Regions from separate parts of the Homo sapiens genome. Here region 2 is linked to region 1. The links are chromatin loops, found by intact Hi-C in ENCODE. Cell type or tissue: heart right ventricle. All regions are shown on one strand.

Region 1 (2,500 bases):
TGGAAACATCATTAGAAAAGAATATATAACTAGCCAACAGGTAATCATGAGAATAAAAGTCATTTATATAACATTTGTCATATGAGAGTTCGAGCTAAACAATAACTTTCATGTACATTTTTCAGAAAAATGGATATTGGTCCCTCAAACAGCCCAAGGAACAGCAGTTGAACCAAAACATGAAGGAGATGAAATGATTCACCCCTAGAAACCAGTCATTTTAAGTAATACATCCCTTTGATGAAAACAGAAACTAACCGTGCACCAGCAGATTCTCCACAGCTCTGAGCGCTTCCTGTTTTCCCTGTGCAGAACCCGACTCCAGAGTCAGAAAAGCTGGGTTCAAGTTGTGACTTGTTGGTTTAGTGACTGTCAGCCACATAGAAACCTTCAGTATCAATTCTTCATCTGTAAAGCGGGGATCAAGCCGCATACTTCACAGAAGCAGTGAAGGGAAAAACTAAAGTGACATCTATGCAAGTAGCCAAGACAATGGCAGTACACGGTAGGTACCTAATACAGTAACCACTGGTGAAATTAATAAAGATAACTCTTACTTTATGAAATGAATGTCTACTTGGTGAACTATGTAAAACAGATTATTCTCACTCTCATGTTTTAAAAACTTTGGAGAAGCTGGCTTTCAAAGGAAATCTTATCATTAAAAGACACTATTAAATATGCAAACTAAATTACCATGGTTTATTTTTCATTTTGAAAATTAAAGGGACACATATGATTGACTTTTCTTATAACAAGATGTGCCTACAAAGTAGTCATCTTATAAATTTATTTATAAGGCATATATGACATAATCTGAGGCAGGCAGGATATTATGCAAAATATTTTAATATTAACTCCATAAAATGGATTAGAATGTTGAACACATAAATCAGAGATTCTAAAAAAGAATTAAAATGCCACTTATCTTGCACTGCTACTTACTGCTACTGAGCTGGTCATCCTACTGAATTAATTAGGTTATACATTGAACTATCTTTTGAGATTATTACATTTCAGGCCATTTATTGTCTGAAACACTTTAATTTTCTTTTTGTACAAGAGAGGGCACTCTAGTCCTTTATTTCCTTCCATATCATGCAGTGAAACACAAACTAATTGCCATCTCTTAAAAGCATTAATTTGGGAAAAAAAAAAAAGATCAAAACAAGGTAAATTAGCACCCAGCAAGCATTTGTTAACTTTTAAAACAGATTTTGATTGGAAATATTCTTTTTGCCTTATTTCCAAGGAAAAAATGTACAATTACCACATTTAAAAAGCAGATATAAAAGCAAACAATATCTGTTATTTATAATTTTTAAAAACATACTTGTATCATTCTTTTATACAAAATGCACAGAAATATTAACATGTTTGAGGTTGCAGAGAAAAGGAATGAAAGTTTATCAAATCTTATGAAAACCTTAGTCTCCCTGCTTGACACTTAGCTGTTTCCACCCGACGATGTTCCTTAATGTATAAAAAGGGATTAAGTGAAGATCTCCTGGTGTTTTGACAAATCCCTCGGACCTGGCTCCTGCGTGCAAAGCCAGAGGACCCCACTCCTGCATCTGGTCCCGATGTACTTGCAGCCTGCTGTGTTCTGACACAAGCGCTCTGTGCTAAATTTAAAAAGTCTTTCATGAGACCACAGGGAGGCTTGCGAGGGGACTTGGAGTTAAAGTTAGTGGTGCCAAAACCATTTCCAGCACATGGGCCCCATTGCTACAAATTCCATTTATAAATATAGCGATTCCATGTCCGGCTCAATGAGAAATTATCAGAAAATGCTCTTCAGCTATTCAAGTCTATGCTGCCATGTTCAGACAGTTTGGTCTTTCAAGTTGAAATCTTGATGCACATCTGTTTCCAATATATTCTTGATTATTCTTTGTGAACAAAGCCAAAGACTTGGTTTCTATTTTGAAAAACGTTAAAGAAAACCTATGATAGTAATAATCTCCATTCTGAGTGAGGCACGTGGTGTGCACAGATCCTGTGTGATCGCAGCTGCTCCCTGATGCAGCCGCTTTAAATAGGAGACAGTAACAGGCCTGTCAACAGCTTACAAGGCACGGCCAAGCTCTTCCCATGCAACATGCTGGCTGCATCAGGGAGCGTTGTGGGAAAAGAATTCACATGTCCTGTGGTCAAGTGCAGCTTTCTGAACTACAGATAGAATGGAACAGCTGCACGTTTCCCCTAAATGAGTTGGAAAATTGTTCAGGACATTATAAATGATGGGAAAACACACATCCTGCCCAAGTTAGCTCTACATCATTTTCATGGGCAAACAATGGGTTCAAAAAATTATGTGATTAAAAACTCTCACATCAAAAGTTAATTTCAAAATACCCAAAAGAGGCCGGGCGCGGTGGGTCACGCCTGTAATCCCACACTTTGGGAGGCCGAGGCAGGTGGATCACAAGGTCAGGAGATCAAGACCATCCCGGCTAACAAGGTGAAACCCGTCTCTACTAAAAATACAAAAATTAGC
Region 2 (2,500 bases), 240 kb after region 1:
CAGTTTTTTGCTAGCACAGACAATGCTGTTCTGAGCATCCTGTACCTATCTCCTGGTACAGATGTGGGAGAGATTTTCCAGGGTAAACACCCAGTGAAGAAATAGCTGGGTCTCCAGATTTCTGCATCTTCAACATTACTAGAATCTGTCAAATTCTAATTTTTGCAAAGTGATGGCACCAATTTACATCACTGCAGAAGCGCTTCAGAGTTTTTGTTCCCCAATCCTTGCAAACATTTAGTATTGGCTGATGTCTGAGTTTGGGTTTAAAATTATTAGTAAGCAAGCTTCAGACCTTCATAAGCGTTGAGGAGGTGGTGAGAGGTTTTACCTTTTCCCCCTCCCTCCCGCTGTATCTCCAATTTCCTCCAGTTTCACCTGCCTGCGCTCCGCCCCCCGCAACCCCGCCACCCCCTCTGAGCTGACCTGGCCTGGGGCTGCACCTGTACCTGATTTTCATAAAACCTCCCTCCCGGTTCTCATGCACACCCCACGGCTCAGCATCTTGGGTTCTCTCAGCTCCACTAACCAGGGGCTGCCCTAGGAGGGAGCAGGACTTCCTGGCAACAGGTGACAAGGTAGGCTTGACAGGCAGGCTCCTTTGCTTTGTGTCTCTGGTACATGGAGCAGTGGCAGCGTGGGAGAGATTCCCCAATCACTATTCAATGAATGAATGAAGAGCGAAAAGGCAACTAGGGTGTCATTTATTGAGCAACTACTTCGTGTCAGCTCGGTGACCAGGTGTCTGAGAATTACCAATGGAATAAAAACCCCCGTATGGCCCTTGGTCAGATGAGGAAAGAGAGTCTCAGAGAGGTAAGGTCATTTGCCTGCCGTCACAGGGTCAATGAGTAGGAGATCTGGGACTTGACTCTAGTCCTGCCTGACTCCAGGGGCCTCTGGCTCCACTGCCTGACTTGGGGCTGTTTCCACTGCCTCTCTTAGGGCTGCCCTGTGGCTTCCTACCTGTTTCTGCCAGACTCCAATCCACTTCCCAGGGACTAGTCTGGCTGCTGAGTCCGGCTCTCCAACACCAAGAACTAGTTCCCCTGAAACCCAAGGCTCCTACAGGGCCTGCGCAGCTCAGGCCACCCGGCCATGAGCCCCAAGGATGATGCTTTGCTGACACCTGGTGGCTGCAGGGGGAAGTGGAGCCTTGGGGACGGGAAGAAAGGGTTGGCTGGGTCCTGCGGAGACAGGAGAGGAGGTAACTGTAGGCCCCGAGGAGAGGTGAGTAGGGATGACACGCAGAGCACTCCCCACGCAGAAGGGGGAGGAAGAGGGAGGAAGGACTGGGCATTCTCTAGGAAGTCCCCAGGAAGGCTAGAAGTCCGAGGTCAAGGCTTTGGCAGGGTGGGGTCCCTCTGGGGGCTGCGAGAGAGAATCTGCTCCGTGTTTCTCTCCTAGCTTCTGGTGGGTGGCCCGCAGTCTCCGGCACTCTTTGCCTTGCAGAAACATCACCCCAGCATCATCTTCACATGACATTCTCCCTGTGTGCGTGCCTGTCTCCAAGTTTCCCGTTTTCATAGACACCAGTCACGTTCCATTAGGCCCACACTACTCCAGTGTGATCTACTCTTAAAATAACTAATTACATTTGGCCGGGCATGGTAGCTCACACCTGCAGTCACAGCACTTTGGGAGGCAAAGATGGGAGGATTGCTTGAGGCCAGGAGTTTGAGACCAGCCTGGAAAACACAGGGAGTCCACCCCCCACCCCCCAATCTCTACATGAAATTAAAAAAAAAAAAAAAATAGCCAGGTGTGGTCACACACGCCTGCGGTCTCAGCTTCTCCAGAGGCTGAGGCAACAGGATCACTTGAAAGCCCAGGAGTTGGAGGCTGCAGTGAGCTATGATTGTGCCACCACACTCCAGCGTGGACAACAGAGTGAGACCCTATCACTTAAAAAAAAAATTGCACTTGCAATGACCCAGTTTCCAAATAAGGTCACATTCTCTAAGGTATTGAGGATTAGGATTTCAGCATATGAATTTGGGGGGTTCTCATTCAACCCATAATAATCACCATTGCTCTACTCTCAAACTATTACAATCCCCCCACAGTGAGAGCTTCTAGGGGCAGGGAATCTGTCTTACTTTGTATTCCTACTCTGCCCAGTTCCAGGAGTGAAACAGGCACTCAATAGGTATTGATTGAAGAATCAATGGAGAAACGGACGAGAATAACATTTATTTAGCACTTATTAGTTTCTACCTTTATGATAATCATTTTAAGCACTTTAACAAGGTTTTCAATGTGCCCCCACATCTCTGCATTCCAGCCACCACCGTGCCTTTGTGGAGTTTCTCAGAGCTACCAGGCTCCTCCCACCACAGGGCCTTTGCACGTGCCGCTCTCATCTGAGACACTCTTCTTTGGCCTCTTTACCCCTGCAACTTCTACTCTTCTTTGAGATCTCAGCTCGAGTCTTTTCCTCAAGGAAGTAGCTTAGACTTGTGCAGATTCTGTTTTTTTAACTTTTAAGTTCGGGGATACA

The links. Hi-C counts contacts between places; a loop is a spot of excess contacts. Peaks named below come from ENCODE experiments on the same cell type or tissue, not always from the same donor. Only the 100,000 strongest peaks of a DNase experiment are listed, where the experiment ranks them.
Region 2: a loop joins it to region 1, with 11 times the contacts of the local background. A loop is called at or near these places in 96 of 110 quality-filtered maps.

What each region holds. Positions count from the first base shown.
Region 1 is chr22:25,700,750-25,703,249 of GRCh38, reverse strand. All of the region lies in intron 13 of GRK3 (G protein-coupled receptor kinase 3), which reads right to left. Among named protein-coding and RNA genes, the nearest start is that of MYO18B, 40 kb to the left of the region's middle. RefSeq lists an enhancer at 233-332. In heart right ventricle, a CTCF peak has its summit at 1,079 (motif pointing right); a DNase peak (open chromatin) is centred at 2,079; H3K27ac peaks cover 1,302 bases.
Region 2 is chr22:25,461,347-25,463,846 of GRCh38, reverse strand. It overlaps the pseudogene CRYBB2P1. Among named protein-coding and RNA genes, the nearest start is that of MIR6817, 7.0 kb to the right of the region's middle. In heart right ventricle, a CTCF peak has its summit at 1,138 (motif pointing left); a DNase peak (open chromatin) is centred at 1,116.